Regions from separate parts of the Mus musculus genome. Here region 2 is linked to region 1. A link is a loop called in an ENCODE intact Hi-C map of the cell type or tissue named here. Cell type or tissue: left cerebral cortex. All regions are shown on one strand. Links, peaks and the distances in the headings refer to the core of each region. The heading gives the core; the rest is flanking DNA.

Evidence for each region. Peaks named below come from ENCODE experiments on the same cell type or tissue, not always from the same donor. Only the 100,000 strongest peaks of a DNase experiment are listed, where the experiment ranks them.
Region 2: it touches region 1 in a loop (6-fold over the local background); 6 of 42 quality-filtered maps call a loop at or near these places.

The regions. Positions count from the first base shown.
Region 1 is chr8:126,377,672-126,388,540 of GRCm38, forward strand. It overlaps Slc35f3 (solute carrier family 35, member F3), which reads left to right. Exons shown (of 8, transcript NM_001363500.1): 4 at 4,444-4,663; 5 at 9,158-9,283. Among named protein-coding and RNA genes, the nearest start is that of Gm51604, 39 kb to the right of the region's middle. In left cerebral cortex, for the core only: a CTCF peak has its summit at 5,237 (motif pointing left); a DNase peak (open chromatin) is centred at 5,363.
Region 2 is chr8:126,292,837-126,303,705 of GRCm38, forward strand. The region is part of intron 2 of Slc35f3 (solute carrier family 35, member F3); the gene reads left to right. Among named protein-coding and RNA genes, the nearest start is that of Gm31165, 6.6 kb to the left of the region's middle. In left cerebral cortex, for the core only: CTCF peaks have their summits at 4,629 (motif pointing right), 5,842 (motif pointing right), 6,874 and 7,743; DNase peaks (open chromatin) are centred at 4,659, 5,096, 5,705, 6,104 and 3 more places; H3K4me3 peaks cover 2,875 bases; H3K27ac peaks cover 2,189 bases.

The sequences.
Region 1 (10,869 bases), core at 1,974-9,973:
TCATTTATATTCCAGTTCTGTTGGTTTTTAAATGTGTTTGTCTCACACTTGGTTTCCAAGACTACTTTCTCTTTCACAACCCCTTCTTCGTGTTTCATAAATACAGTGTATTTCCTTATCTGCTCACCTACCTGGGTGAACCATTCAAGTTTCAGTTAAGAATCTGCATCTTTTGTGGCACCTCTACCCTGGGCATGATTCCCATGGCATCTTTATATTCTGTTCATGGGCTGTCTGAGATGTCACATGTAGACTTGTTCTGCTTCCCGATAGAGGGATCAGTCTTACCCTCCCAACTGTACTATACGAGGGATCTGGGACTACTCTTGAAAATTAAATATGCAATAACACATTTTAAATCTTTGATAGAAAAGTTGGAACTCAAGATAATCGCTCATAAAATAAAACCAAGATGAAGAGGAAAAGGACAGAAGACAAAACAGATCAAGTAGCTCCAATCTGTAATCCCAGTGTTAAATTAAAAGGAGCCCCTGAAAGTGGCAGGGGAACTAAGAAGGAAAAAAATTATAAAAGAAATGAAGAGAGTGTTTTCTTAATTTAAAACAAATGTTTGTTTAATTTGAGGGGTTTTACTTTGGGGGCTGGTGGGGGAGGGGGTTGGAGAGATGGGGCAATGATTAGAAGCACTTGCTGCTCTTGCACAGGGCCTGAGTTCAGCTCCCACTACCCACATGAGGTGTCTCCAGCTCTAGAGGATCCAATGCCTTCTTCTGACCTCTGTGTGCATCCACCTGTGCACACACACACACACACACACACACACACACACACACACACACACACACACACACTTCTTGTATTGCTTATATTTCATTGACTCATGAGACATTGAACTGAATTCAGTAGTTGACATACCCAGAACAGTTGGCCACAGCCAGAGCCATAAACAAACACATCTTGCCGTTGGCCATCCTCTGACTTGGATGGTAGGATCTGAAGGGACCTGGGTGCACTGGAGAGTCACCCTTCCGCCTGTCTCTGGTCCGGAGCATCAATGAGAGATGGGATGAAGGATGTTCTACACAGTTATGTGGATGGCCATCAGGAGAGCACTCAGTATGAACCAAGAGGAGTCTGTGACTGAAGTGGATCTCTGCCCCCTCCCCCAGCTCATCTGGGTCCCCCTGCAGTCAGAGGCATACACAGGTGAGCATGCCAGCGGGCATGGATTAGTGCTCAGTTCTTGCTCTTAAACCAGCACAAGGCTCGCTAGCCATCTCGGTCTCATTAGAACCAAGGTCAGCCAAGCTGAACTGTCCCTTTCTGGACATGAATCCTGAGTCCATGATGACTCTGCCAGGACCACGGATCCATAACCCTTGTATTTCTACTTCCTGTCAGGGGCCCACTCAGCTCCACCTTTTTAGCAGCTTGGGAAGTCAGTCTATGTCTCCCCTTCCTCCACTTTTCCACCACTGTCAGGATTTGGAGAAGTCAAATAGATTTGCAGAGAGGATGTAAGCTGTCTAGCTGCCTTTGGATGGCCATGACACAGCACAAATCGTGCTTTATAACACAAACACAAACACACACACACACACACACACACACACACACCGATCTTGACCAGTGGGTTGTGGACTTCTAGCACTCTGTCCTAGTTACTTTCACATGTTGTGTTTAGCACAGTCTCTGATAGGCACAGCTCAGTTCACTGTTGCAGAAGGCTTCAATACATCATGGTGGAGCAGGCATGGCAGAACCTGAGCTTAAGGTGATTCATGTCTTGATGGATCAGGAAGCAGAGAATGTGTGGCAGGAACAACCTAGGGGCTGGGTATGGCTTTCAGGGCCCACCCTTGTGACCTGTTCACACCAGCCAGTCCTACCTCCTCAAGGTTTCTCAGCCTCCCAAATAGTACCACTGGCTAAGGAACGAAGAGTGAGGACCTTCGAGGGACCTTTGAGATTTGCCATAACAGATGGTGATCCCTTATGAAGTACAGAAAGTGAGTTTGTATTCACACCAGGACAGAACCTGTGACCCTGCTGGTGTAGTCATGGAAGTGTGTAACAGCTATCAAGACATGAAGGAAGTTGTTCTCCTTCCTGCAGGGACCCACAGGGGCTTGAGCAACACCACAGAGCGTGAAGTGGGAACACTATAACATCTCACAGCAGACACCAGCCTTTGAGGAAGGAGGAACTAGAATAGCAGCAACACCACCAATCAGTTCGTAGCCTGTTTAGGAACCGGGACATTCTACTCAGTACTGGCTTGTTGAGAAGCCACACGGGACTCCTAGGATCAGCATAGGTGGCAAAACGCTGTCATGTTCTTTGAACCGGAAATGCAATTCTACCTGTTCCCTCCTCACAGGACTTCAGGTCCCTCCCAAATAATTTTTCTGTTTCTTCCATGCCTACATCATAGTTTACCAGTAAACAACACAACCTGCATTTTAGATTGCTTATTAGAAAAATTAAATTAAATTCAAAGTACTATCAAATCTCCTTTGGCTCCTGATTTTAATTTTCTTCCATTGCTGGATTTTAATATTATGTGACTCTAAGAAGACTACTCCCCACTCTAGTGTACTTGGTATTTGGCTAGTGATGTCTTTTCTTAAACTCTGTAAGGATTAGTAAGGCCTGAATCCACTTCTAAGTCACAGGCCAGCTGCTTTCCTTTCTGGACAGCTGCCATGGAGCTACACCATGTCTGTGAGTCTGGACCAGGGACCTCTGGGGACAGCACTTGCCGAGTCTGGATCCTCCTCACCAGGGTCTTCATTCCCAGAAAGCCATGGCTCAGCACCTCTCTCCACGGGCTCTCCATGTTTATCATCCCTTAGGCCTCCCCTGCTCTGCCTCTTTCACTGACTGTGAAAGAAAGGCAGGCTTTGCTTTGCTTAAACATTTTTAAAATACCAGTGAACTCTCCTTGGAAAATCTGGAATTGTCTGAAAGGTTTCTTCTGAAGTGTGTTCTGCCTGGTGCCATCTTGTAAGAACCTGATCTCCTGGATGCACTAGCTGCTTCTCTTCTGGGCAGGCTTAGGGAAGGGGAGACATGAATGTTCACATGATAGTGTAAAGAAGGGAGAGTGAGGCGGTGATGGCGCACACCTTTAATCCCAGCACTTGGGAGGCAGAGGCAGGCAGATTGCTGAGTTCAAGGCCAACCTGGTCTACAAAGTGAGTTCCAGGAGAGCCAGGGCTACACAGAGAAACCCTGTCTTGAAAAAAAACAAACAAATGAAGGGAGAAGATTTGCAGGTAGTTCAAACTATTTGTATTATAGCCAGAATGTATTCGTGTGCTCAAAAACTGCTCATCCAATGGCTGGAAAGATGGCTCTGTAGTCATAAACATTTGCTGCATTTGCAAAAGACCCATGCTCAGTTCCCAGCATCCATATAAAGCAGCTTGCAACTGCCTATAATTCTAGCTTCTGGGGAATCTGACACCCTTTTCTGGCCTCCATGGGCACTTGCACAAAATCCACACAGGCATGCATAAGCACGCGCACATGCACACACAGAGTCAAATAAGTCTTTCTACAGTGCTTATCTCTGCCTAACCACGAAGGAAAACTACCCATTCTTATTCACCACCTTCCCCATCAGAAAAGACAAATAAAAAATGCTCTAGCCCACACAGGGGTGCTCCAGCCTCTACACATTGTGACTTGATATCCTCACCCACAATGCTCGCCTTTGAAAACCACACCGTCAAGCTGCAGGATGGATCTCAGTGTCAAAGTAAGTTTACAACCCTCTTGTTGAGCCTTCGACCCATGAGTCATGGGTCAGATGCTCCAGCCAGTGACTTTCATCTTCCACTTGAAAGTTACTGAACCCCACAGTCAGCTCCTATGGACTTGAGTCTTCCGGTCAGATAATCCTGGCACACCTGCCATGAAAGCTGCCACTCCATGGAGTAAGCAGAAGGAACAACAGCCGGTGACATCATGCCACAGTGTGGGGCTGCTCACCGTCACCTCTCACTGCAGCTCCTGGGGACCAACCATCCCCTCTGGCCTCTGCGGGCCCAATAACACAAATATGCATCGATAGATAATAAAAATAATAGCAACTAAGAGACCTAGTCCTTTTTTGTTTTGTTTCCCCCACTTTGAGGCAGGAGCTCACGTATACCAAGTTGGCTTCAAACTTGCTGTATGTTAAGGATGATTTTGAATCTCCAATCCCTCCCTCCACCTCCCAAATGCTGGAATTACAGGGTTGTGCCTGCAGGGCTGGGGATGGAAACGAGGACTTCTTGCATGCTAGGCAAAAACGTTCCACCAAATGAACCACATTCCCCTCCCTGTTAATTTTTCTTTTGCTTATTAGCTGAGTAGAAGGTAAGTCATGGTTTGTATGAACCCAAGATGATAACTAACTAACTCTCTCTCTCTCTCTCTCTCTCCCCTCCCCTCTGCTCCCCTCCCCCTCCCCCTCCCCTCCCCTCATTTTAGGGAATGCTGTCGGTTCTTTGGAGACAATGGCTTGACTCTGAAAGTGTTCTTTACCAAGGCAGCACCTTTTGGTGTTCTTTGGACTCTCACAAACTACCTGTACTTACACGCAATAAAGAAGATAAACGCCACAGACGTCTCCGTCCTGTTCTGCTGCAACAAATCATTTGTTTTCTTGCTGTCGTGGATTGTTCTCAGGGACAGATTCATGGGAGTGAGGGTAAGTTCTCCATTAACTGTCTTGCCCCTCTCTGTCGTGCCCAAACCCCGCCCTGCAAGCAGCAGCTGCTGACCGAGGTCCTGATCCTCAGAAGGGTGCGGTTCTTGCTATGGCTTTCAGGCCTCCTTGCTTGCTACCCACGCTAGAGAAGCATTTGTGAGAGCAACTTTCATCCCCGACATTTCCACGAGCATCCCCTAAAGCTCGTACCAAGCAGGGAATCAACCTGGTTTATGTGTCTGGGAGAGGCTCGGGGCCTTGCCTGAACCATGTAGCCAGAAATGCCAGTGCTAAATTAGAGCTGAGAGCTGGGGCAGGGCAGTGGGGTGGGGATTTCACTTCAAACTGTTGATCAAGGGCAAATGCGATGGCATTCCATGAATGGCCAGAATTTTGCCAGAGAAAATTGCATAGTTGATTGAGAGCTAGCCAGATTTCATGACAGCTGTGTGCAGCATGGTAAGTGCAATGCAAAGTCCCAGCAGGAACATGGAAATGCCTAACCCAAGGAGAGGAAATGGGTGCCATTGGTCAAGGACAGAATCTTGGTGGCTCTCTACCTGCTCCCTCTGGTGGTGAGGGGCTGCCTCTGCTGTTCTTCTCCTTGCCACAGAGTAGGCCAGAACACTGGTCACTTAGAGCACAGCTGATCATCTCCTCCTTCCTTCCTGAAGCTCAGGGCCCGGTGCTGGGTAGCCTCACTCGAGCTAACCTTGCTGGCAACCATCAAGAGGCAGACTCCGGGTCCTCTGCTTCTGTCCTTGCTTCACTGTCCTGAGACGAATGACATCACCTTTAGGGTGGGCTTACGCCCACCTGAGTTATACAAACAGCAGTGGGGACGTGAGTCAACTGCTGGTTCATATTTTTAGCTTACAGCAGGGGGAGAGTTTGTTTTGAGGCTCAGTGTTAATTTTGGAATAAAAACTCACGCCCCAGGCTGCCACCCAGAAAAGCCTTCAGTAAATCAATGATCTAATATGTGTCTGGAGGGGCTGCAGGTGCTTCACACAGACTCAGAGCTAAAGACTTGGGTGTGCCGGGGTCACTAATCCATGGTTATGCCTTTGCAGGCTTTACTTAGGGGTCAAAGAATCAAGAGACTCCATAGAGCTTTGGGGCATGATGCAGATGTCCCGAGCAATTTTTTTTGTTATGGGAAAGAGATGCTTCAAGGTCAATGGCACAGAAACAGAAAGAGATGTGGGTGAGAGTAAACTTGAGCTATTCAGCCGACTTGCAGAACACAGTGTGGTTGAGATCTGTGCTCGTTTGTTGTTTGTGGGTAGGAGACTTTCCTATACCCTTCTACTGGGATATAGCCTGGCAATGCTAGCCTCTGTTTAACGTGCTCTCTACTGACCCCTGCACACTACAGGTTTGTGTTAGGCTTTCGGTACTCAGTGGGTGCTGTAGGGAGAAGCTACAGGGCCGCATGGATGACAGGATGTTGTAATATGCATACACTGTGCAGGCAGGCATGCTCTCCTTTTAGAAGTGCATGGCCGGTCACTGAAGAACTTCCCACTGTAGGCTACAGGATCAATACAAAGCTCAGAAAGCTCATGGAATCCATGAGGCAAAATGAGAGACAGCTGGCGGCCACTCAAGTCCTTGTCAGGGATGGGCAGTTCCTGCTTCTAGGGAATTATCAAAGTCTTACTAGTTACTGTAGCTTCCAGCCTGGGGGTTGGGTGATCAATGCCAGCTTCATAGACGTGAAGGATAGGACCAAGGCTCCTCCTTGTGGAGGAGAAGACTTGCAAGAAGCGGGGTTATGGGGCAGCAGGGGCAGCAAATAAGACTTGTGTGGTTAAAATAATTGCTTCAGTCACCCAGTTACAGCTTATTGAAGATGGGAAGGGGCATCCGCAGTTCTAGTGACCTAGGTGGTGGACAGGTCCAAAATGTAAGGAAACATATCTTCTAATACTCTGGAGACCCTGGTCACTTCTGGTGTCACCAGGTGGTTGCTGCTGAGGTGTCTGTTTAAACATAGCTCTGCCGGTCCCCAACTCTGCTTACAATTAATTCTGTGAGTCCTGGGACAAAGGTTCTCACATGGTAGCCAAATGCTCAGACTGGGAGCCAGTGACAAGGCTGTGCATCCATGAGCAGAACCAATGTTGGAACTGTAGCTTGCCTAGACTTTAAAGTGGCCAGAGAAGAGAGGCTATCATCTGGTGCCCTGGATTGGGACGTTGTATCAAGAACCTGTGAATCCACAGGACAAACTTGACAGATGTGAGGAGAATCCAGTGTCGCACAGAAAATAGGCAGGGGATGCTTTCACACGGAATCCAGAACCCTCCAGTGTCTCAGTGTATGGAACATAAAGCCAGCGGATATCTTCCATACCACACTTGGCCTCCTTGAACTCTCAGGCTAGATGAGGACCCGGGCTCTGATCTTCTGACTGAAGGATCTTGAAAGCAAGATGGGAAAGCATCCACACACTTTGGAAGGCAACCTCACCTTCCAAAGGGCCTCCTACTAAAGCCTCAGAGAGCAGGGATCACACAGATCCACAGACCTCAAGACCAGTGCTAGGACCCCAGGAAGTCACTGTCTCTGGTACTTCCTGCCTGAGTGAACACACAGGGCTGAGCTGTCTGTCTCCACAGCTGAGGGCAGCCTCGCCTGCTCTTGTCTGGCTCCTCTAGTCTATCCCTGAATCTCTGCACAGCCCAGTTGAGATGGAAGCTCTTAACTGTTGATTGTTAACTGGTAATGAAGAACATGGGAGAGGCTGGAATCTGCCTTGCAAGTCTTCAGGAAAAAATAACCCAGTCTCCTTTGTTACTTCAGATGTCAGTCCACATACTTTCAGAATTATCATAAATCTGTCTCTTCTTCTCTTCTCTTCTCTTCTCTTCTCTTCTCTTCTCTTCTCTTCTCTTCTCTTCTCTTCTCTCCTCTCCTCTCCTCTCCTCTCCTCTCCTCTCCTCTCCTCTCCTCTCCTCTCCTCTCCTCTCCTCTCCTCTCCTCTCCTCTCCTCTCTCTCTCTCTCTCTCTCTTCTCTCCCTCTCCCTTTCTCCCTCCCTCCCTCTCCATTTCTCCCTCTCCATCCCTCTCCCTCCCTCTCTTTCTCCCTCTCTCTCCCTCTCCCCCCCCACCTTCCTTCTCTCCCTTCCTCTGGGTTTCCTTCATACCAGGATGCCATCAAATTCACAGGGTAACCCAGGATGACCCAGACATACCTCTATCCACACCTAAGAGCACGGCAGGCCCTAGATCACTCTGTGTTTTAGTTGCTTCTCTTGTTGCTGACAAAGGCAGTTTAAGGAAGGGAGAGTTGGCTGTGGTTCTCAGAGGGTTGGAGGGACACAGTACATCATGGTAGTGGAAGACAGAATGACAAGGCAGCTGTCCACACTACACCTGTAGTCAGGAAGCTGGTGCTCAGCTCACCTTCTCCTCACTCCATGGGGTGGTGCCACCCACTCACCTTACCTTCACTAACCCTGTACAAAGTCCCTCACAGACAGGTCTAGTGTTCCCAGGGTGAGAGTCTAAATCCCCTCAAGCTGGCAATGATGATTAGCCACACACCCTGGTGATGTTACCCATCTAAATGTTAAACCAGATTTGCTATCCAATAGCCTCTGTTTAGACTCTTCCGCCTCCAGCTGTGGGCCCTGGGGCAGATTCCTTAACCTCTCTGGGTCTTGCTTCTATAAAAGAGGGTGAGTGTCACTAACCCCCTGGTTTGAGCTTAAGCATAGGACATGCTCAATGTTGGCTCCTGAAGCTTAGTCGTCAGATGCTGCCACTAAGGTCAATATTGAAGGGTCTCCCCCTCTCCTAGCTCCCTGGGGGCTCTGTGAGCACTGCAGCTGCCTCTGCTTGGACTCTGCATGTGTTCTGGATGCCAGAACTCTTTCCCTTAGAGATTGCACCCCACAACCTGCAAGTGCTAAGAACAGCATAGAGGAGAGACCCAGGGAAGAAATGGCTAAGGAGAAGGGAGAGGGACCACACTTCTGGGTCAAGGTGTGATCTACAGTCCTCAAAGGACAGTGGTGTTGCCAGCCCCTAGGGCTAGTGTGTCAAAGTGAGGACAACTTCTGCTCCCACCACCGTGTGATCCCTGTTGTGAATTAAAAACACCAAGTCTGGGCCCTGTAAGGTACCTGTGGAAGATGGGAAGAGAACTCAGTAGTTCCCAGGTGCTGACTAGGTACTTAACCTCAGGCCTTGTCATGACTGAAGAACCTGTCCTCAGAATATAATCACCAACCTGTCAAGGCTCAGTGGCCAGCCCTGGATGCAGCCTGAGACAAAGCCAAACCACCACCCTGGCTACCCGTGCCTCAGCAGTTTGGTTCTGCTCGGATAGGTGTCCTGTAAGCTCCAGCCCTTCTCGCTCCATGAGTCTATCTGGAAGAACCCATGAATGGAACATTCTACCTCTTAAAGCACTTACACCTCCTTCCAAGTCCTTATAATGTCTCCTCCCTCCATGACCTGACAATGTTTTTCTCCCTCTCATAGATCGTGGCCGCCATCCTTGCCATCGCTGGCATTGTCATGATGACCTATGCCGATGGCTTCCACAGTCACTCAGTCATTGGCATAGCCCTGGTGGTGGGCTCTGCTTCCATGTCAGCCCTTTACAAGGTAGGCACAATGAATGCACCTTCCCCGCAGGTTTGGGCATAGCAGAGCTCTGGGACTCACAGCCTGTCACTTCAGACATTCAGGATGGTGTGTGAGCTTCTAAAAAGAGTATATATTTCCAGTATGCATGAAGAGACAGACAGCACCAGAGCAGGGTCCAAGCAGGCAGCTGAGAAAGACGGGACCCCTGGACCCATCCATGCTTGTGCCTGATGGGACATGGAGACTGGATTATGTGTATGTCTTTGTCATATAACTCCGTGGCTGTGTGATTTGGGGAGCACCAAGCACTATGAGTCCATGACGGTTCAAACACTACTTGTGAAATAAACACGCAAAAGTATCTTTGGCAAGCGCTCGGCAGAGTGGCTTATGTCTTCCATGCCATCACTCACGGAGGCAGGAGCATTGCCACAAGCTTGTCTTGAGCCTTTGCCTCAGAAAAGAAAAAACAAAGTTTTGACAAATATTAGACGTCGTTGGAAAGTACTCCCTAAGTGCCAGTCTAAAGACAACAAATGACTGTTGCATAGCAGGGTGCCCTGCCCTTACACCAATTCTGTCAGGCTCCATGCCATCATTTCCTAGCTACTGTCTCTCCCTCTCCTCTCTTTTCCTCTTCTCTAGGTCCTCTCTCTCCTCCTTAGATAGAGAATAGAAGATGGAGACATTTCCAGGGCTACAAAATGTCCACACACACACACACACACACACACACACACACACACACACACACACAGCCAATGATCACTTCCTCTAGCTAGGCTCCACCCACCCCCAGGGATCACTTCCTCTAACTAGGCTCCACCCCTGGGTAGCACTTCCTCCAGCTAGGCCCCACCCATTCCCAGGGATCTCTGCCTCTAACTAGGCTCCTCCTCGTAAAGCTTCCAGCTGGGGACCACAAGTTTAAACACACAAGCCTGCGGGGGACACGTCACCTTTAAACCACAGCACCTGTCTAGAGGGACTACCTAGACAGTCATTTTCCCGATTGCCTGCATATATGTGGGGAGCATACCAGGCAAAGGAACCAGGAAGACTAGACGGACAGCCACTTGACTGGGCTCCTTATTCACAAAACAAGTTGGATAGGGCCCACTGTGATGCCTGAGTCCAGCTTCTGGCCACACAGTCACATCTGTCCTCTGTCTCCAGCCCTTTGAATATCAAAAATGATGTGCAAACAAGACTACTGCAGGAGGATTGAGTCTAGTGCAGTTCATTAAGGCCTGTGCCATTTCTACAAAGGGAGGTAAGATGGAGCAGAGACTAGCAAAGTCCCTCAATTTTGTTTCAGAGAAAACATCTTTGCAGATAAAGGCCTCTTTTTTTTTTTTGGGTGGGGGGAGGAGGGGATGGCTGTTTGATGTGCTGCTCACAGGTAAAACTGCTTGCCCTGCAAGCATGGGGTCCGGAGTTCAGAATCCCAGTCCTCTTTAAGTGCTAACTGGGCATAGCAACCCATCTATGATCCCAGTACATGGAAGACAGCGATGAGAGACCCTACAAAGAAGCTGTCTAACTAAACCACCCAGATAGACAAGCTCTGGGTTCAAATAGAGACCCTGTCCCAATATATAAAT
Region 2 (10,869 bases), core at 891-8,890, 86 kb before region 1:
TTGTGTATATGAGTACACTATAGCTGTACAGATGGTTGTGAGCCTTCATGTGGTTGTTGGGAATTGAATTTAGGACCACTGCTCACTCCGGTCAACCCTGCTGGTTCTGGCCCAAAGATTTATTTATTATTATAAATAAGTACACTGTTACATTGTAGCTGTCTTCAGATGCACCATAAGAGGACGTCAGATATCATTATGGGTGGTTGTGAGCCACCATGTGGTTGCTGGGATTTGAACTCAGGACCTTCAGAAGAGCAGCCACTTACCCACTGAGCCATCTCTCCAGCCCTGATAAGAGTACTCTTTTCTGAGCTGAAGCCCACTGCTGGAAGGACTTTGTGGAACATCGTGTTTCATATCTCCAGGACCTGCTGTATATAAGCTAATGTGTCAGTCTGTACATCCACTCCTCATGATGGCCACCAGCTAGATTTCTCACCGGTTCTGGGGGAGGTAGTCCTGTCCCAGGGAACAGCATCTCCTTGTGAGAAGCATTGTTGGTCAGCGCTGAGGACTGACTCTGGAAGTCCCTGCAGGCTAAGCAAGTGCTCCCCCACTCTTCTGTGCCTTACATCTCTGACACTATCACTCTCAGCCGAGCCCGAGTCTTTGGTCATCACTCTATCCTCCTGAGGAGCAGAGAGTTACAGACCTGTGTGTGCCCCAGGCCAGGCTTCCAGGCGGCCCCCTCTGCTCACCTGGCTCTGCCCCCTAGAAGGCACCACCTGGAGTCACCCCTGCGCATGTGAAACTGGGTCCTGACAAGCAAGCAGACACCCTTGCTCCAACCTTTCTCTGCTTATGTTCAGTGTGGCCCCAGCTCAAGGCTTTAGCTCAACACTAGGGTGAGGTGTTATCTCTTCACTGTTGGGTGGTGGGTGGTTTGGGAGACAGAGGGACATAGATGGATGTCCGGCTGTGACATCCAGTGATCGAGCTCTACGTACCCTCAGCCTGGAGAGAGGAGAGTCAGTTTGTTGGTCCTGAGAGAGGAAAGGATGTGGGGTAATGGGGAGGGTCATTGAGCACCCACCTGGCTCTTTTTCTTGTCCTTGACCAGACTGGAAGGGACATCCTCACCCCTGGACATCCTTGCCTGCTGGTACTGCCCCAAGTTTCTCAGCCAGACTCAGGGCCCCTTTCTTACTGGGGGATGATACAGGCTCCACTCTGAACCCTCCCGGGCTCTGTCCGCCGGTTCATCTGCTTCCTGGCGCCTCTTTAAGTGATTCTTTTTAAGTACCAGTAACCACAAAAATAATTTGTTATTCTTAACTATTTAATTCTGTGAAGGACAGTGTTGCTATTTCACAGTGAATTAATTGAAATAGTCTGCCTACCTTCCCACTCCTGAAAACCCTCCTGCATTTATTTTTTTTTTTTTAAATTTCTAGCACACTAAGTAAAAGGCTTCACAGCACCTACCATGGGCAATAAGTAGGCAACAAGAAAGACAAACTCACAATGGGAGGGTGGCTCAATGGGTAAAGCATTTGCTGTGCAAGGATGAGGAACTGAGTTCAAACCCCCAGAAGTCGCATAAAAGCTTGAATGCCTGAAGTCCCGGCCCTACTACAGGGAGATGGGTGGCAGAGTCAGGAGAACACTGGGAAGCTCTCTGGCCAGCTAGCCTGATATACAGAGCCGGAAAACAACAGAGAGACAGTGCCCCAGCCAGGTGAGATGTGAAGGTTGGTACTGAAAACAGTCCTTAGAATGTCAGCACACAAACACCATGACATGTGTGTGCAGTGTTCACACATACACACTCACACACACACACATACACACACACACACACTGCATATACACACAAAACAAAATAAAGATAATTGCTCGTAATCAGCATTCATTTTTGTAAAGGGCAGACAGAAGAGAAGAGAGTGGTCATCCTATGGCAGAACATTCCCGTGTTGTAACGATAATACTTTAAGTAATACAGCATTTATGCACACATATACATACTGTATATACACCTAGGTGTGCATCTCTGTGCACCTCATTTACATGCACACAGGTGATGATATCTAAGATATCTCCCCAATTTTCAGTATAATGTCTGGCTCACAGAGATCCAAAGTCATCCTTTTTAGTATATAATTATTTTCTGTGGTGTGGGCGTTGAACCCAGAGTCTCAAACATGCTAGGCAGGTACCCTATCCCTGGGCGTTGTCCACTGCTCTCCTTTTAGTTTCATTTGGGGACAGAGTCTCACCAAGTTGCCCAAGCTGACCTTGACATCCCTCTGTCACTCAGGCAGGACTTGATCTTGTGGTTATCCTGCCTTGATTTCTGTCTGCCGCCATGCCTGGATAGAATAGTTTCATTTGGTTTTATCTTTATGTGTATGGGTGTTTTGCACACACATATGTCTGTGCCCAATTGTATGTCTAGGGCCTTCAAAAGCTAGAAGAGGGAGTCTGATTCCCTGGAACTGGAGTTACAGATGGTGGTGAGCCACCATGTCGATGTTGGGAATAAAACCTGGGTCCTCTGCAAGAGCAGCTGGTGCTGTTCATCGCTGGGCCGTCTCGCCAGCCCCTAGTGTAGGTTTTTGCTAGGTGCAAAATTCAGTTTTGTCTATGAAAAAACAAAAACAGTGAAACAGCTCCTAGGAGTAAGAGTCTGCTCTCAGCCGGGCATGGTGGCACATGCCTTTAATCCCAGCACTTGGGAGGCAAGAGGCAGGCGAATTTCTGAGTTCGAGGCCAGCCTGGTCTATAGAGTGAGTTCCAGGACAACCAGGGCTACACAGAGAAACCATGTCTCAAAACAAACAAACAAACAAACAAACAAAACCCAAAACAAAAACAAAAACAGAAATTCTGCTCTCACTGGACATACAGCAAAAAGCAGCATTCTGAGATATGGGGAGGCTGTGACAATTCCTACCTAGAGAGGTGATTCCATACAACCCAAATTTTAGCAGAGATTATCACGTTTATAGTTTTAGAAACTTTCTTTCAGCTCTGCTACCTTTTAATAAGGAGGCAGAGGCAGGCAGATTTCTGAGTTTGAGGCCAGCCTGGTCTACAAAGTGAGTTCCAGGACAGCCAGGGCTACACAGAGAAACCCTGTCTCGAAACAAACAAACAAACAAAACAACAACAACAACAAAAACAACAAAAGAGTTTGTTTTAGCTGGGCAGTGGTGGCACATGCCTTTAATCCCAGCACTCAGGAGGCAGAGGCAGGTGGATTTTCTGAGTTCGAGGCTAGCCTGGTCTACAAAGTGAGTTCCAGGACAGCCAAGGCTACACAGAGAAACCCTGTCTCGAAACAAAACAAAACAAAACAGCCAGAGTTGCTGCCAGGACAGGTCAGCAGTAGAATGCTTGCTTAGCACACACACGACCCTATTCCCACCCAGAACCGGGAAACCTGGGTTGATCTTCAGAGAGGACGCATTACAGTTGAGATTATAGAGATGACGCAGTCTATAAAGTACTCGATTTGCAAGCCCAATGACCAGAGTTTAATCCCTAGAACCCACATTTTAGAAGTTGGAAGTGCTGACCTGTGTGGGGCCAGCCTACCCTACTAGTCCGGTTCCAGGCCAGTGGGAGACCTGTCTCAAACAAACATGATAGGCAGCCTTTGGGGGCCAACAGGTGAGTCTTCTAACCTTAGTCTCAATTGTGTGCACACACATGCAAAAAACCTGCGCATACAGACAAGCGGGGGAGGGGTGGAACCTTGCGATAGAGTCTGAGCTGCTTGTTCTCCGGGTAGAACCTGCACTGAGGTGACTGACTGGGGGGCTCCAGGTGACCACTTCCATCGGCAAAGCTGCAACTCAGGAGATTGGCTCTCTTTAAGACGTGTCCCCATGCTTTGGTAGTCTTTAGGAAGTCTAAGCCTCACTTCAGCCCTATGGATGGACTATGACAGGGGGGACTTAAAACACATGCCTGTAACTGCATTTAATCAAGATTAGACCTCAGTTCTGAGGCTCTCAGAACTGTAACTTTGTGCTGAAGATTCCCCCCACAAAGATCCTTCAGACAACATGGGCCTGAGGATCACTGAGCAGAGCCTAGGTTAAGGACATGTTTGGCCTTCACCTCATACGGTGCATCTTGATGGATATCATGACTGTATAACCTAGCCATACTGGCTGCTTTTGTGTATCAACTTGACACAAGCTGGAGTTATCACACAGAAAGGAGCCTCCCTTGAGGAAATGCCTCCATGAGATCCATCTGTAAGACATTTTCTCAATTAGTGATCAAAGGTGGGAGAGCCCATTGTGGGTGGTGCCATTCCGGGGCTGGTAGTCCTGGGTTCTATAAGAAAGCAGGCTGAGCAAGCCAGGGGAAGCAAGCCAGTAAGTAACATCCCTCCATGGTCTCTACATCAGCTCCTGCTTCCTGACCTGCTTGAGTTCCAATCCTGACTTCCTTTGATTATGAACAGCAATGTGGAAGTGTAAGCTGAATAAGTCCTTTCCTTCCCAACTTGCTTCTTGGTCATGATGTTTGTCCAAAAATACAAACCCTAAGACACTAGCACATTTAATTTAACCTCTAAGCTTGTATCTAAAGAAGGGAATGGCTTTATACCATCATCAGTAGTGAGTGGTCTTGGGTGAGACAAGTTCCCAGGAAGAGTAATTCAGAGACTGCCACTAGAGGGCTCTGCAGTGACCTGGGAACCTCTTCCCTGCAGAGATGGGAGAGCAACCTTGAGGAGCCCTGGCCCTGTGTAGATTGTATCCCTGTGTTTATCTTTGCCATTCAGGAAGATGAATCAAGAGTAGCTACTTCTAGGAGCTTCCTCTGGAGACCTGGGCATATGCAAGTGGACAGCACCAGAAACAGCTGGTTGGAACTGCACTCAGGGAATTTTGTCATGGTGGTACCTTTCTCCACCTGTGTCTGAGCACCTGCTGCCCTTATGGAGATTATAATGATGTCATACAGTGCAATAGCGATTCTGAGACAGACTCTGAAACTCCCTGTAGTCTTTAGGGGTGGGCACAGTGATACCAGTGTAGTAGTTTCTAGAACTTTCTTTTTGTCCCCCCAGGAGTTTGGCCTCTCAAGTCTTTTTTTAATTTATGTATATATGTATTGCCTGGCTGTACGTGCACAGTGTGTGTGTGCAGGTGCCGGCTGAGGCCAGAGGAGGGCGTCAGGTCCCCTGAAACTGGAGTTACAGGGGGTTGTGAGCCATCCTCTATGAAGGTGAGGGGTGGGAACCGAACCCAAATCTTCTGTACCAGCAGCAAGTGTTCCTCTCAGCTAGCTGGTCACTCTAGCTCTTAAGCCTTTGTTTTCTTCTAAGGACTTTGTATTTTCTTCCCCGAATGGGGCTGTCCTGGGGGATAGGGTGGGGTAGCGGGGGTGGGGGGGTGGGGGGGGTGGGCAAAGAAAATAATCTTCTAGCCCTCCAGAAGGGAATGCAAGTTGTGGGGGTCTCCATCCCACCTCCACCTTCACTCTCTGTAAAACAATTCAGGGCCCCGGCAGAGCCAACCACCTGCGTAGATAAACTGGTGCAACACTGTCTTTACTGCCAAGGGTCTCGCTAAGATTCGCTGGCCTCATGGAAGGGCTCATGGAGAAGGAGGGGGCCTGGGGCCGCAGTCAGGACGCGCCTGGGAGCTAGGGCGCGACCGTGGGCTGCAGGGCGGGCGTCCCGGGCGGGGGCGGAGCAGGTGAGCCGGCCGGGTGGGCGTGGGGAGTGCACTTGTACGTGACGTTGGAGTTTGCAGCGAGCCGGGAGTAGGAGGCTGTGCGCGCGTGTGTGGAGCGCTGCGCGGCCAGGAGGATGTGCGCGGCGGGGCGGCCACCGCAGTGAGTCGCGGCGACAGGAGCGGGCTGCAGCCCGGGGGGGAGCCTGAGGCGAGGGCCAGCAGGAGGCCGCGGGCCCGGAGAGGCGCGCTGCCCGGCCCCAGGATGTAGGCGATCGGCGGCGGCGCTCCTGCTGGCGGCCGGCTCACCATGAAGAAGCACTCGGCCAGGGTGGCCCCGCTCAGCGCCTGCAACAGTCCGGTCCTGACCCTCACCAAAGTGGAAGGTAAACGGGCGGCCGCATGGTGTTGGGGTGCCCGGGCCTGAGGCGTCTGTCCCTGACCCAGAGGGACACCTGGCTGCTAGCGGGGCGGGGGCGGCAGCTTCGGGACGCTGTCCGCAGTGCAGCCTCGCTGCTGGTGGGGACCTGGAGGCTCCAGCCGCTTGGAGCTCCTGCCGGGGTGGGGTGACGCGCCATCTGCACCCAGGGCACATACAGTGTGATGCACCTGGTAGTTCTGCACCCCTGGGTGCCTTTTCTCACTGTCCTCAGGCTTGTGCCCGCAGGGCAGAAGAAAGCCAAGTGCTAACCATTGAGCCTCTCTCTCTCTCTCTCTCTCTCTCTCTCTCTCTCTCTCTCTCTCTCACACACACACACACACACACACACACACGCATGCACACACAGAGGAGTGGGTGGCCTGGGTTAGGAGAATATCTCTGGCACCCCACCCCAGGAGCCCAGAGGTGAGGCCCATCTCTACTGGAAGGTAGAGGAGACCAGTCTGGCTGATTGCAGGTGGAGAAAGATTGGCAGGTGAGGGGAATCCCGGCACCAGTCTGTAAACACGGTCTTACTCAGGCCTGATAGGCAAGAGAGGGGCTCCGAGAGGCCCACCAGAAAGTGTTCCTGCACTGCCAGTCCTTTCTTCAGCACAGAACCGCCCCCAGTCGGGGGATGTGAGAGAGAAGGGGCCACGGAGGAGGGTTGTGAGTTACTCAGACACAGCTGTCATTCTGCTGGCCTGAAAGAGGACCTTGCTTTCCAAGGGAAAGGGTCCTCTTAGCTCTCAGCTCCTCCTGCAGGAGGCAGCTGCAGAAGGAGGAACTCTCCTCTCTGTAGCTAACCGAGCTGGCCAGGGGTAGAAAGGAGTACCTGTCTAGGGGGTCCAAGAGCCTCCATCCAAGTCTTTGCTGACTGGAGGAGGCATGACTCCAAAGACTCTGGTTTATGCCCACGACCTGAGTCGGGCCCTCTATGGGTCTGTGAGGTCCCTGTACCCACTTGTGTGTGTTCCATGTTGGAATAAGCCCGAGGACCAATTGCTATTAGACCAGTGGTTCTCAGCTTGTGGGTTGTGAACCTTTTGGGGGGTCACATATAAGATGTCCTCATATCAGATACTTACATTATGATTCACAACAATAGGGAAATTAGAGTTATGAAGTAGCAATGACATAATCTCATGGTTGGGGGCACAACACGAAGAACTGTATTAAAGGGTCACAGCATTAGGAAGGCTGAGAACTACTACACTAGACAAGAGGTTGGTAGGTGTGTGTCCCCAGCTCCACGCTGGATCCATCCTGCTACCTGCAGATGAGGACCAGGAGCCCAGAAGGGTGGTAGACTGGTGCAAAGCCTACAGCTGCTGTGTGGTGACACAAGAAGTCATAAGCTGTGGGACCTCAAAGTCATACCTTTTTATCAGAATGGCATCTTGCAGTAGCATGCAGATACCCATTTCTCTTTACTTTTTTTTTTCCCTCTGTGATTGTCTCCACCCTCAGCATCCTATTCTCAAGAAAGGCTTGGGGCTGATTAGCAGCATCAGAAATTAGCAAAAGAACTTGCTCTCCTAGGGACGGTAGTGCTATGAGCCTCCTTCTGTACACATGTGAGTGAAGAGGGGACCCGGAGCTGGAGTATCCACTCGGAAGCATCTCCACGGAAGCTAAGCACTTCCATCTGCTAGATAGGCAGGTTGAGGTTGGTTCTCTGAGGCAGCAACAGAGAATAGGCTCCCCCTAGCCAGCTTCAGGGAGGCATGCCTGAGCTGACCCTCAGTGGTGAGGCCTTTCTGTTATGATTTATAACAGTAGCAGAATTACAGTTATGAAGTAGCAATGAAATAATTTTATGGCTGCGGGTGGGTACAACATGAGGAGCTGTATTAAAGGGACACAGCATTAGGAAGGTTGAGAACCACTGCCCTAGACAAAGGTTGGTAGGGATGTGTGTGTGTGTGTGTGTGTGTGTGTGTGTGTGTGTGTGTGTGAGAGAGAGAGAGAGAGAGAGAGACTCAGAAATGCATTCAAAAAACACAGCAGACATGGGGGAGGGTCCTGGAGGTCGCCTGGTGGGAGAGGAGGAAACTGACAGCCCTCCCCCATTACCTTAGTGAACACAAGTCTTCCTTTCACACTCCCATGGCATCTACTTTATCATGGTCATTTCCATATGCATGTCTGTGGCTCATGGCAAAGGTGGAGAATTAAGATCTGGATGGATGGAGGACTGAGTCTGCCCCTTGTAGAGTATGGCTTCAGTGTATCACAAACCCTGAGCCTCAGCTTTCTCAACTGTAAAGGAGGTGAGGTACAGCCTGCCTCAACAGATCTCGAAGCCAGGAATTACAATAAAGGCAATACCTAACATGTGCCCATCACACACAGTAGGTGCTTTGTGTGTGTCTGTATCTGTGTGTGTGTGTGCGCGCGCGCGCGCATGTGAGCACGCATGTGTATGGTTAGTTCTCCAGTCGCAGGTCCTCTCGTTCCACAAACATCTTACCTCTCTGCATGTACAAGACAAGTCAACAAGCCAGCAGGCCAGCTGACAGGCCTACTCCTTGTTTGTAGGTTCACACACAATACTTTCCCTCTACCTGACTGTTTTCCCTTAACACTTTTGCTCAGTCTGACTTGGGGGCATATTTTCTAAACGATTTACATATCGTGTGTCTCTTTGGAGTTGTTGAACTATTTTGTTTTGCCTTGAATGCACAGGACAGGGTGGTCTCCATTCTGGAGCTGTTTGTGTGTGAGTGGTTGATTAGGCTACAGGGGTGGAATGCAGCGAGCGAGCGAGCGAGGGATATTTATTAGCTTGTGCAGTGTGTCATCTGAGGGAAGGCAAGAAGGCACCAGCATGTGGTACACATAAAACCAAAATAGAAAATGCAATGCTTGGTTGAGCTCAGAGGCAGGAAGACGGACAGAGTGACTTCAACCTTTACTTCAGCTCTCTGTACTTTGCGCCCTGTAGCTGCTGAGCAGGACCCTGAAAATGAAAAAACTGAACAATGTCAGCTTCATTAGCTTGAAGGAGGTAGAGGAGTAGATAAAATATCAGAAACAAGGTAAAAAAAAATCTAGCACAGAAGTCAAAACAAAAACAGAAAAGCTGGAAATTGAAGAGGTGTCCCTGGGGAGGAAGCCTTCTGAGGAGGAGATCTTTCTGGAAGGAAGAGCTTCTATGGGGCAGACTTCTGAGATCAGGCTTGTCTGAGAAGTCCTGATGAGAAGGCCTGGCTGAGAGGAAGCCTTCCTGATGAGATGTTCTTCTGAGGAGGAGGCTGAGGAGGAGGTAGCTTTCTCTGAGGAGAGGGCATAGAGAAGAGGCCTTTCTGACGAGGTCTTCTGAGGAGGAGGTGGCCTTTCTAAGGAGGGGGTGACCTTCTCGAGGAGAAGTCCTAAGGAGGTGGCTTCTCTGAGGGGAAGGCAGGGGGAGGCAGGCTTTTTTTAAAAAAAGACCCTCTAAGGAGGCCTTTCGTGTGAGATGCTTCTGTAAGAGGAGGCCTTCTTGAAGAAACTTCTTTCTTTAGAGGCTTTTCCAAGGAGGAAGGTTTCCTGAGGAGAACAGCCTTCTGAAGGGAGGCTTTCTGACAAACAACCTTCCTAGTGGAGGCCTTTCTGAAGATGTAGCCTTCCTGAAGAGGAAGTCCTGTAAGGTAGAAGTATTATCACGGAGACGGGGGTGGGGGGTATGAGAAACTCTGTTAGGCACAGAGGGAATGAGAAGCTACTTCAGGCAGAGGAAACAGTGTGTAGACTTGGCCTGGCTGGGAAGAATGAAGAGAGGTGGGGCTAGCTCTCTGGTTGAGAGTGGGGTGGAGGTTTAAAAATGTTTTCTGTCCAGGTGAAGGCTCTCTTCAGGTCTCTCAGGGTACCTGGTGTTCATACTCCGTTTCCTGACTTTCCTGACAGGAGAAGATGCTGAGTATTGATGAACAGCATGTTTCTAGTAGAGCAGCAATTACTTCAATCATCTATATACACAATCAGCTAATTCATGGTCAATAGAATTACATTTAATGGGAATTAATAGTTGAGAACAATACAGTGAAGTCCCCTAGGAGGACCAACTGTCAGCACTGCAGACACAGGAAAGGCTTTGATGTAGGATGGATGGAGTTTGAGGCCCAACAGTCTCAGCTGAATGAGTCAAGCTCTTGGGAATAATTTCTCTTGTGTAAATTGGGGTGATATGTTTCCCTTAATATTGACAATAATAGCTTTATGCTGTGGTGGTGAGATTTTCAGTTTGGTTTTGGTATTTTTGCTGTTTAACTGTTTGAGTTTGAGTTTTTTGTTTTGTTGGTTGTAGTTTTTATGTGTAGTAGTTTCATGTGGGGGTCAGCATGTTAGGGTAGGTTCATGGGCATGTGTGAGTGAGCATGTGTGAGAGAGTATGTGGGTGTGGGTATGTGTGTGTGTGTGTATACATGTGTGTGCATGAGTGTATGTGTGTGACTGTGAGTGTATGTGTGTCACACATGTATGTACACATGTGTCCGTGTATGTGAGCACATGTGTATGTGCATACATGTGTACACACGTGTGTGCATGAGTGTGTATGCATGTGTAAATGTGTGTAGGTGTGAGTGTATGTATGTATGTGCATGTCACAAATGCATGCATACATGTGTGTGTTGTATGGGTGCATGTGTGAATGTGTAAGCATGTGTGTGCATGTATGTGCATGAGTGTGTATATGTATGAATGTGTATGTGTGTGCACATGTGTATAAATGTGTGCATTGTGTGCATGAGTGTGTGTGAATGTATATGTGTATGCCTTGTGTGTGTGTGTGTGTGTGTAGAACACGAAGGCCAACCTTAAGCTTAT